Regions from separate parts of the Homo sapiens genome. Here region 2 is linked to region 1. A link is a loop called in an ENCODE intact Hi-C map of the cell type or tissue named here. Cell type or tissue: OCI-LY7. All regions are shown on one strand. Each heading gives the region's core, and the rest is flanking DNA. Links, peaks and the distances in the headings are about the cores only.

Region 1 (7,008 bases), core at 2,020-4,519:
TATCAGGAATAACCCTGTGAATGACTGATACCTGACCGGATCTTGTTGTATTATAACTGTTGTTGTTAATTGCACAAAGCATCACCGATTACCCTTCTATAATTTTTTCCATGCAATATTATTTCATTAAATGAATGCTTTGCTGTTCAGAATGGAGCTTGTTTCTGACAGGTCTTTCTTTTGTAGATCACAAAGAAGTTGTTCTTTGTGTATTTCATTATTGAAACTGAACTTTGCAAGTATCAGAATGTTGGGCATGTTAGAAACATCTGTACTTTAACTCAGCTGTGTAGAAAACCCCTCAAACTGAATAATTTATTCACACATTGGTGCCCTTCAATCTTCAGTAATATTTTTGTTCATCTTCCAAAAGTGTTTGAAGGCGAAGGGCACGATTTTGTACGTGCCACCTTGTTTTGTGAATTATTTCAGCAAAGTAGGAAGGAAAGGTGTTTTAAATTGATATTGCTCCTTGTTCTTTTCTATTAAGAAAGAAAACTCAAAGGGGGCATCTAGAGAATTCCCATTGAGTGAGCGGAATTTTGCAACGTATAGGACTGAATCATGTAAAAATTTTAGCATTTCCAAAAATATGATACATGTTTGTCTTCATATTCGGATACTGGGGTTTTAAAGGTCTTACTAATTGTGTTGGATTTGTACTTTCTTAGCTAATACCTCAAGGTCCTATGCACAAACAGAGTAAATTAATAATAGTGGATGAAAATATTGTTTCAAATAATTTCACATAATGTTAAACTTTGTTTGTGCTCTTGTCAAATCTTATGAGATGACTTTTGTTTTAACCCGGTTATAACTAGTTGATAACTTGCTTCAGAAGGAAAACGTACACCAGCTGTTTTATTTGTGTTCACTTATGTTTGCAATATTATTGTTTATTGTTATTATTATTAACCTCAATCCATTGCTTACTGCAAGGATACTTCTAAGGTATCTATCCATTTTGGAGGGCTGACAGAGTTAAAAATAAAGTAATGTATAAATGCACCTTGCCAGAGACAAGTAAACTGCAGTAGCTCATGACACTGAACACACAGAAGTGCATGGGCCACCACCATCAACCACCTGCCCCAGGGTCAGTTCTGTCTTCCCCGGGAAGATCATCTGCCCCAGTGGAGGGAGAGCACCAGGGCACACCGGTGCAGGTGGTTCTGCTCCAATGTTGATTTCACATTCACATTTGTTGCAACGAGGTTGATATTAGGGAACAATTTGACAATAAGGCAAATTTTGTGTTTGTGTATGTGTGATTTCATTTGCAAGAAATGCCAGGTGAACACAGAACTGCACGCAGCTGATCTGAGACTAGGAACGCACAAGTGCATGCACACACACCCCAGCATTTTCCAACCTCCAGTTCACCTCACGTGTTAGAAGCCTCACCACCCACCTCTGGGGCTACAACTTTCCCTCCCAATCCAGATCACCCACTGTTTAAATCCATTTAGGCTGTTGTAACAAAATATCTTAGACTGGGTAATTTATAAACAAGATTAATTTATTGCTCACAGTTCTGGAGACTGGGAAGTCCAAGATCAAAGCACCAGCAGATTTGATGTCTGGAAGGGTCTGTTCCTCATAGATGCCACCCTCCTATGTGACCTCACATAGGGGGAGGAGCAGACAAACTCCCTCAGGCCTCTTTTATAAATGCAACCATCCCATTCATGAGGGTGGCATCTTCATGAAATCTTCATGACCTAATCACCTCCCAAAGACCTCACCCCCTAATACCACGACATTGGGGGTTAGGGTTTTAATATATGAAGTTTGGAGGGACACACATTCAGATCATAGCCTCCTACTCCCCCCATTTCACCACAGTGCACAAGCTGCAACCCCAGTACCCACACTCTCAAGCAAGCTTCAGGCCTTTTTCAAGGTTAAGCACCATAGTTTCTGTAGTATTTATGCATATGTTAATCATTTAGCCTGTGTAAAACTATACTACTGTTTTTATTAGGTCACTATTCTTTATGTCATGGACAAAAATTTAGAATGATGTGTCGCTAGTCCCATTTATCCCCAACAACCCTGTGGTTTCTATTATCCAGTGTTGCATAGGATGGGGATTTTTAGACGCATTTGCATCCTGTTACAGTGGAACTGACTGTAAAATATAACTTTCTTCTTTCTCATCAATATAACTTTCTTCTTTCTCATCTCTTCCATCACTTGTAACCAAAAGCATTCCAAACTCTCCAGGAACCTAAATTAGACTTGGGAGCCAGGAAAAGTTTATTGGAGAAGGATGGGAAGGAAAACGACTTCTGGCCAAGAAGGCAGTAAATCTCTCAATGTTGCATCAGGTGCTTTGGATGCATTATTTCAAATACTCCTCACAACAATCCCATGAGCAAGGCATTAGGGCCTTTATTTTATACACATGAAATGGAGGTCTGGCGGCATCGAGGACTTCACTGAAGGTCAGGCAGCTTTTGCAGCCATTGAAACACCAACACTGAGAATCTTTCCACTCCATCATGTGTGGCTGGAAGGGCTCACTACCAGAGTGTCCTGGTCTGCACTCCACCAGAGGCCCTAATAAAAATCCAGGGTCCCACTCCTCAGAAAGACATACATTGAAAGACTAGTGAGCTCTTGCCTCCTCTAAGGAGAGAAACATCCACTAGCAAAGCCCAACAAGATGGTGGGATAGAGGCCTCTGAGCCATGGGTCTAAGCACTCCATCCCCTACCTTGAAGTGACACATGGTGGCTCTAAGGGGCACATTTTATCCAAAGTTCATGGAAGGGGCAGCTCCTGTGGAATCCACTCCTAAGTGGCGCTCACTCGGTGGTTCCACTGGCAGTGCTCCAAGTACCAGTTCCTCCTGCTGCATGCACCACGGGGCCATTGCCAAGGGTGGCTTCCATCAGAAGCAGCTGTGTGCATTGCTCCAAGGAAGGCAACAACGCCTGGAAACAGCTGCTTCCAGTACCTGGCTCTTACGGGGGCTCTCACGGCATCCCAGCATTTCCTGTCTATTAAAACAGATGTTCTCTCTCTGGCTGCCAGCCAGATTGGCATCATCTTTCCACATGGTAGCAGGCACCGGCTGTGTATATGTGAGGAAGTTACTTTGACTTTCTTAGTTTCAGTTTCCTCTTACATAAAATAGAATGAATGCCTCTCAACATTGTCATAGAGATTAATTGTGATAAAATATGTACAGAGTATGACTGTAAAAAGCAATCAATACATCCCCCATCCTGTGTGCGTGTGTGTGTGTGTTTCCTCTCTCCTTTGGACAACAGTTTCATGAGAAGGTTCCAGACGAGTTACTTTGCTATGACACAGCTCACTCAGTATTAGCCGCTTTTTAGAACGGAGAAACAAAGGCTGCTAAAGAAGGGATACTAGAAGAAAGAAAAAGAGTATGATGAAAAGAGTGTAAAATGTGAAATCTAAGTGACTGAGTGTGCATCCTCACTCCATCGTGCACTCGACTTATGATAGCAGGCATTGCCTCGGGAGCCGCAGGGTCCTCTCTAGCCCAGTGGGGAGAGCCCGGCCCTGTGGGCCCAGATTACTTAGCAGTGGCTGAGCAGGATGGGTGCATTGTCTGGAGGGCTGCCCTGAGCTCAGACCCCCATAGCAAGGGGAGAGGCGAGGGAGGAGCAGGTTCTGGAGCAGCCTGAACCCCTTTTCACCAAAGGTCGCCAGTTACAGAATACTCCAGCAAAGCTGGGCTCCCTACCCACAGACACCCTGGGTCAGACCCTTCCCTGTTAACTCCAAGCATCTCAGTCCTCCTTATACTTGCACCTGGGGATAGGGCAGTGGAGAGCGGCCCCTTCCTTGGCAAGCACACATGTGCACACCAACATATACACACAATACACACACACACTCTCTACACAACAATATACACACATACCCAATATACACACTATACACACATACACAATTTATACACTATATATATGCACATGCACACATATACACACATATATGTACATCCGTACACACACATATGCAATACATACACACCACACACATATGCACACATATACCACATATACGTACATACAACACATGCACACAATACACACACAAACACACAATACACACATACCACACACGCTGCACATGCCGTAGAGTCCGGGCCAGCATACTGCTGTAAGGTGGGAGCCCAGGGGGTGTCACACCCCCTCTTCTTGCTAACCCTTGGGTTACCCATTTCCCCAGTTAACACACGCCTGTCAAACACGTGCTGTATGGAAACTGATCTGAGTCCGGTTGACCAACAGCACAGCAGGGATAACAATTCTTAACTTGTGGGATTGGAGTTAGTGCTGAATAAATTACCACGTGTCAGTACCAAGCCCACAGTCGGCCCCTAGGAGACCCATATAAAGGACTGATTTTACTTCCCACAGCACTGAGACCGGGCGAGAACCCAGGCCTGGTAACCCCGTCCGTCCTTATTCCTTCCACTTACTTGTCTAGAATCAATGGAAATGTGGACCTCGGGAAATGTGGTCTTTCCCAGCTCCTCCCTGGGAGACAAGCATCAGCATCACATTTAGGACTGGGAAGCAGGGCTGTCTCCTGGAGATGCATCCAGTTCCCTGATAGGGTGGCTTTACGATTCATGTTTGCGGAGTATTTCAGGAGATTTTAGGGAAGAAAGAACAATTTTTTCTGGGACCTTTGTGCTTTTTCTGTTTTCTCAAAGTGGCACGTGAATAAATTCAGCTTCATCCAAAAAGAGGAACAGGTTGTCCTAAATTCTGTGCCCGCGAGTTACCATCAAATTTCACAACAACCACTTAGCAAAGTGGGTGCAGCAAAGGCCACTTTAGCCCTCCGGGCCGGATGCCCAGGTAAGCAGCCCGAGAATGCTGGCCAACCCCGTCCCTCGTGCTGTTGTACCAGGCTCTCACGCGGGCCTTGCTTCCTCCTCTCGGGGGCCAAGGTTGTTCTTTGGTTGTTAGTAGACCTGGCTTCTCTGACTGGATAGCGGGTATGTGCCAGCGTGCACCTGAGCACCTCCCCTCCTCCTTCCCATCAGGCTCCATCTGCACTCAGGCACTGCACCTCCTGCTCAGAAACCTCCGGAAATTAGCCTAGTTGGCCTATGACCCAGCCAGGAGCTCCAGTCACTCTCCAGGGAACTCTGGACAGAGAGAAATAGTAACCTTGCTGGTCTATTGCATTTTTTAGTCAAAATGTTCACTATAAATGCATTTTCCTGTGCACTTAGTTTGGCATACCTCTTAGAACATAATTAATGTCTTCCCATTTGAAAAAGAAAACAGAACAATTTATGGTACCTTCTCCTGCATACCAGAAGGAATCCCCATGGGGTTAAACATTTTACAAATATCATTCAGGAGGTGGCAGGTTTTTAGAATGAAAATCCCACTGTAAATCATTCCAATGAAAAGAGGATTCCTTGGGAGGCACACAGGCTTTTTATAGGGCACTTAGCTTCCCCTGGTTCCCTGACCAATGTGCTCTCTGACGCTAACTGAGATTCACTAAGCCTGTAGGAGATGAAAGAGCACCGCACCAAGAGTCAGAAGAGCCGACCTCACGTCCTGCGTGACCTTGAGGCATCCCTCATCTGGGCATCCACACTTGCAAAGGGAACGTCCTCACTCTGGCACTTCAGAAGGTGTTGCCAGGTACCGTAAGGAAGCAGATGCCAGGCACAGTGCAAACATAAACCCTCTGTTGAATGAAGAGTTCAATGAATAAGCAAAGAAATGAGTGCATTTGCAAATTATAAAATATTTAACAAATGTAATAAATCAGCATATCAATATAAGGAACTGGTATATCAGTGTAAGAACAGATTTTCTGGCTTTACACTTGAGTGAAATGGTAGATTAGTGCTTTATCATTATTCCTCAGCTATACAGAAACAAACTGATAAAAACCAGAGAGAAAAAGAGAGTGAGAAAGAGGAAGCATGAGGGCACACCAGTGAAGATGCAGGAGAAGGGAAGGGACCACGGTGTGCAGTGCTGGCTCAGTGTGTGTCAACCTGCGTGCATGGTTTCCATGTAGCCTCTCACTTGCTCTGCACTGCAATGCAAGGTGGTAAAATTGCTTTTGTTTTAATTTGACATACAAGGAAAGTGAAATTAAATCACCTATGTAAAGTCACACAGGAAAAAGCAGGGAAACAGATAAGCTTGGCCACGGATCTGTGGACCACCTTTTATACCTCCTTAAAATGTTGTGCTCCACTGCCTCATGCATCTTCCCAAGGGAAGATGTTAACACACTTGAAAAATTTAGAGTGCTATAGGAAGAAGAGGTGGTTTTCTCACAGGCTAAGTTACAAATATGACCCCAGGAGAGATAAAGAGAAGGGAGGAACCTCTCCTCCCTGTAAAAGCTCACAGTATAAACTCTAAAATGTCAAGAAGAGTTAGCTAAAATGGTGGCAAACAGCAGAAAAGGGACAATACAGCATTTGAGAAGAAAATTCAGGCAGTAAGGCTAAAACTTCCCGCCAAGGATTACCTCATTTACCAACAAAGATTATGAAATCATTGCTTGAGGCAATCTGGGCAAACATGATGAAGGCAATTAAGAGGACTTAATCCATACAGCTTGAACTTTGCATGTCAGTCAGGGTTCTCCAGAGAAACAGAAGCAATAAGAAAGATAGAGGATGATATGGTTTGGCTCTGTTTCCCCGCTCAAATCTCACCTTGAATTGTAATATTTCTCATGGGTTGTGGGAGAGACCCAGTGGAAGGTAACTGAATCATGGGGGTGGGTTTTTCCCAGGCTGTTCTCATGATAGTGAATAAGTCCCACGAGATCTGATGGTTTTATAAAAGGGAGCTCCCCTGCACATGCCCTCTTTCCTGCCACCACGTAAGATGAGATTTTTCTCCTCTTTGCCTTCCACCATGATTGTGAGACCTCCCCAGCTAATTAAAGTGTGAGTCAATTAAGCCTCTTTCCTTTATAAATTACCCAGTCTCAGGTATGTCTTTATAAGCAGCATGAGAACAGACTAAT
Region 2 (4,956 bases), core at 155-2,654, 1.1 Mb before region 1:
AGAACTTAAAGAACTGGTGATTTTTTTTTAACAAAAAAAGGGACCATTGCAACTTTTGTTAATTTAATTTTTTTTTTTTTTTTTTTTTTTTTTTTTTTTGGAGGGAGAAAACTGATGTCTTCTATGCATCCGATTCTTAACAAAACTGCAGGGAGCTTGAAAAAATGCAGACTGTACAAACGCTTACAAAAAAAAAAACTGTGAACTGACTTAAGATCAGAGTTTACTTTTCAGATCAAATTGTTTATGGTTTTACAAATGTGATTTCTACTTGCCAACTTTTTTTTTGTAACTTGTTCCCTTATACCTCCTTGATTGAATACCAGACAGCCTAGACCTCAGTACAAAAGGTATTGAAACATTTTTGATACATAACAGACCTCAGTCTTTTTTAAAAATTAATATATTTTCAGGCGTATTTTTGTACAGTGAAAAGGGAACATTCTTGCTGTGTTTTTTCAGTAAGACTTTCAGGCACTTCTTCCCTTTTGATTTCTTTTTTTTCCTCTGTTTTTTAGCATGCAAGTATGTTGGTACGTTATGTCCTGGTTTAAAAAGGATTAAAATTTTAAAATAATCCTTGCATCTAAAGGCCTTGTGGTTTAAAAAAAAAAAGCAAACTTTTTTTTGTACAGCTATAGTAGAGATTTGTTCAATATTTGTAGGTAAAGATTTATTGAAAATGGTGATATAGACCTCAGAGCTGTTATCTTAGTTTAAAGATTGTATATGTACTGTACTATAGTAGGACTTTATGTATCTCATACGCTGTGATGTGGATGGGGCCCCAGATGGAAGGTTTGAAACTGGATTCTCGATTTTTAGCAAAAAAGAAAAAAAAAAGGCACATAGTTTAAAAAGTTTCTCATTTTGTGCAATATAATCTAAATAAAGTACAGACCATCTGCATATTTTGTAGCAAATGGTGGCAAAGCAGACTCAATGCACTGTCGACATCATTGCCTGTTTTTTTTTTTTTTTTTTTGTGCTGGAAGTCTGTATCTTGACAATTTTAATAAATCAGCTGGAACTGATAGAAACTCGCATCGCCAATAGTCTCTATGGAAGTCAAACTGGAGGTCCTGTTGTCGCAGAGCATTCGGTGGTGAGGCTGTTGTGTGCGCGGATGAGGGGAGGTGGCAGGAGAGAATTCTACATTTAGGGGGTTAGGCTGAAAAGTGTTCAATTAGCAGGCTGATTTCTTTTTCCTCTTCCGCTAGTTGTGAAAGACAGGGGAAGGGTGTTCTTTCTCTCTGCCCTCCCTTTCCATCTCCAGCTCCCCATTTCCTTTCTCACCTCCTCCTCCACTCCCTGCCTCTTCTCCCCACCCATCCTGGCGGGCGGGCTGCGCGGAGGCTCGGGAGCTGGCCGGGGAGGGGCGGATGGAGGGGCCTGGGTTGCCAGCTCCCTTGGTCGGGGTCCTGCTCGCTGGGGCTTGTGTGTTCTCTGCGGCGGGCCGCGTCCCCGCTGAGCCTCGCGGTGACAGCCGCCTTTGGCAGCGAGCGCTCGGGGCACTTCTATCCCCGCCTCTCAAAGGGTGGGGACAGCCGTTTCCAGATTTGAATTTTTTCTGTTCTTTATTTTTAACGCTGCATCTTCGCGTGTGCTCAGAGGTGGTTGTTGGCGGAGAACGCCGCCGCAGTGTTTGACCTCTAGCGGTGAAGGGGGAAGGGGAAGAGGAAAGGAGAGAAGTGGTCGGTGTCTGTTTCCTTCTGTCCCCCGGGGCCGTGGAGCTGTCGGAGGGAAGGAGGACGGTGCGGGGCCGCAGGGGGCGCGGGGCGCGGCGGGACCCAGGCTACGAGCGGGAGGGAGGCGGGAGTCGGGGGAAGACGCGGCAGGCCGGCCGAGGGCACCCCGAGGAACATGGCATGGCCTCTGTGCGATCCGAGTCGCGGTCTCCGGGGTGCCTGGGAGGGCCGAACCACTGGTGAGGGCGTGGGGAGCAGGGGGTGGCAGAGGGCACCCGGGCGGTAGTCCGGGACGCGCAAGGCAGAGCCCTGACGCTCCGGGTCCCCGTGCCTGGCTCTTCTTGCCTCGCCACCGCGTGCTCCTGGGCGCGCCCCGCCGCGGGCCCTTGAGGCGCGCGGAGACACCAGCGCTGGCTTCCCGGGCCCGCGGGCCGGGGAGGGAAGCCTCGGGGCTGCGGGGTGAGAGGAAGAAAGCAAACCCGGGGAGCAGGCGGCTGCCGCACCCGCGCACCCCGGGCCCTCACCACGCCCTCCCCGCGCGCCGGCTCAGGGGCTGCCCCGGAATCAGCTCCCCGGGGCCGCCGCAACGAAGGTGGATCCGCATCTTGATTGTTCTCCGGGAGCCTCCTGGGGGCTCCGGCGGCGGCGCGGGCGCGACCCATCCCGCTGGCGCTCCCCGCTCGCTGAACCCCGTTTGCCTGTCCACACCCCCTCGCTCCCCACCATTTTTCCTGACCGGCCTGTGTCCCCGAGCCCTCGCGGCAGGCCCGAGCAGGCGATCGCGGCCGGGCACGCGCGCCCCGGGCTCCCGCCCCCCTTCCGAGCATCCGCCGCCTCTTTTCTGCTGGGTCTGGGAGGAGGGAGGCTGGGAGGCCGCTCGGGGCCCAGCGTGCCAGCCCCGGAGTTCAGCCTCCCGAGCTGCGGCGCCCGCAGCGGAGGAGGTTTTCAGTGGCTGATTGAAACTCACTGCAAAATCACCACGACTCTTTCACCTACTGAGATGATTGACCGAGGTTTGGCCTTCCATTTTTACTGAGATTTGGCGAGACCGAATGGAAGCGTCCGCACAGTAACTGCAGCTGCTAGGCCAGAGGGGCCCCGGCGCCCTTCCCGCCTCCCCTCCCGCTTGCTTTTGCCTTACTCGATCTTACCACCACCCCTCCCCCGGCCCCCCGACTGAGAACTCGGGCCTCTCACCCGCCCCCCAGCCTCCCGCTCTGGGCGAGCCTCCTCCCCAGCCCCCACCCCTGGGATGCGAAGCCAGCAAGCTTTTGCTGCAGATGGACAGGTTTCTTTTCTGTGGCTTTTTCCTTTCGATAAACCATCAGATTTCAGTAGTACATTTGGGAAAAGAAGGGGCTGATGGCGTTAACCAGGTTCTCAATATAGAACTGGATTTCTGGAGTTGTTTACCTTACCCCACACCCCCTCAACATGTAGACTAATGCAGCCATTGGTGGTACATTTATTTTAGCCACGGATAATTGAACCAGCGGTTTACAATTGACACGTGCTCCGTGCTGGTGATTTTATGTGGCAGCCCTCTGCTGCAGTTCCGAAACTTGTTGGCAACGTAAACCCATTGATAGGCTGATCTATGTATTTTGAAAGCCTGAAAACTTGGCATGTCTTTTCTGTTTTAATCATAGATGAATCTTGGACATTTTCTGTGGTGAGGTGGAAACTTTAAGTAAATTAGTAAAGTAATAATTTGGCTTCAGAATGGGAAGAGATAGTCAAGATTTTTTTTTTTTAAAGCCATGTGGCCTAACTTGATACAAAAATAAAAGTAATTGTTTGGCAATCTAAATTTAAAACCTGTTAGAACTCAGGACAGGCGCTTCAATGCGCTTTTTAACAATATTTAAGGCTGTTTTGATGAGTGCGTTGTGAGAATCATCTTAATGAATTCTTTATTGAGTGTCTAAAACATAGTATAATACACATGGTATTCTTGCCACTGGATAGTCTTCAATAAAAGTTTAATTGATTTTTTTTTGTTGGTCTCTTAAGTAAGTCTTATTTTTAACTAAGCATTGACAGAATATCTTAAAATGGTAACCTGGGGGTGGCGGGTGGGTGCTGTGTGCACGGCAGCCTAGCCAGTGGGGATCCTGCTGTTTATTATAAGTAGTTCACAGACTCTGATGGCATTTTGGTAAGCTTTCCATCTTTAAGAAATTGAACCAGCATTCTCTTATTAATTCTTTAAACTGTGGAAGTAATTTCCAGTTCTTACACTCTGATACGCATCCCTTTTATTTAAAAAAAAAAAAAATGCTAATAAAAGGCAGTGTACTTAAACTGTGCTTTGCAAATATTGTGTATGTTATGAATGACTACAGACACTGGGCAAATTATTTGTAGAATGATTATCCTTTAGCTAGAGAAAGAAATCATTACAACTCTTTTGGGCAGAGATGTTTCTTTTTAATGTTAATCAAGGGGAAGTGATTTAAATATGCATAAATGTAGCAGTCAGGGTGATTTAGTTGCTTTTTTCATGAAAGAAAAAGACTCAAAAGACAAGACTTATTTTTCTCTTCTGGGACTTGAAATCATAATCATCTGATATTAGTACAGTACAAGAAATTTACATTTGTTTTTTACTTCAGAATTTAAGTGACTTTTGCCCAAGGAATTTGAGAAATAAGGCAAATAAGTTGCTCTATTTTAAAGTAGTCATTCAATATAAATATATTATATCAATCTTAACTTTTTTATTCTCTGATATGATTAATAATATGTATATTCTTACTTTTCTTCTAATGGGCATATGTATCCTTGTGGACACTTTGAGAGAGGTTTTCTTGGACTCTCCCATTTATAGAATCTTTATACTCTTTTACTGTGTGGTTCCCTGCTTTTAACAGATTTCTGAGGCAAATATATTTGTGCTTTTTTCTTATGTAGGAAGACCAGCGAAAATAGTTTACTGAGTTGTCAATTTTATCAGTAGATAAGAAACTTTCTTTATTACAGTTTCAGGGAAGATTTTTTCAGGATATTTCTCAGTTATTCTAAGGGCCAAATTTTGTAAAATTTCCATTAGGAATGTCAGTTTCAAATACCCTTTGTATAGCCTAAGCCTGTGAGGATAACAAGAATGAGCCTTACCTATCCTAACACAGGGATTTACAAGTTCCCAAAGTAACCGTCTCCATGTAACTCTTGACATACTTTTCTGAGATTTGGCTTATTTTTATTATTGGTTATTTCTCACTGTTCATTCTATTTGATTTATTCTACAACATCCCCTTTTATTTAA

What was found. Hi-C counts contacts between places; a loop is a spot of excess contacts. Peaks named below come from ENCODE experiments on the same cell type or tissue, not always from the same donor. Only the 100,000 strongest peaks of a DNase experiment are listed, where the experiment ranks them.
Region 2: a loop joins it to region 1, with 6 times the contacts of the local background. A loop is called at or near these places in 5 of 110 quality-filtered maps.

The regions. Positions count from the first base shown.
Region 1 is chr2:6,777,978-6,784,985 of GRCh38, forward strand. All of the region lies in intron 3 of LOC105373404 (a long non-coding RNA gene), which reads right to left. Among named protein-coding and RNA genes, the nearest start is that of LINC00487, 11 kb to the left of the region's middle. In OCI-LY7, for the core only: no CTCF peak of the experiment used is centred there; a DNase peak (open chromatin) is centred at 3,044; H3K4me3 peaks cover 1,258 bases; H3K27ac peaks cover 1,510 bases.
Region 2 is chr2:5,694,600-5,699,555 of GRCh38, forward strand. It overlaps SOX11 (SRY-box transcription factor 11), which reads left to right. Exons shown (of 1, transcript NM_003108.4): 1 at 1-4,956. Among named protein-coding and RNA genes, the nearest start is that of SOX11, 4.7 kb to the left of the region's middle. RefSeq lists silencers at 2,008-2,097, 2,388-2,557. In OCI-LY7, for the core only: CTCF peaks have their summits at 1,669 and 1,874 (motif pointing right); DNase peaks (open chromatin) are centred at 1,192, 1,542 and 1,992; H3K4me3 peaks cover 2,500 bases; H3K27ac peaks cover 2,500 bases.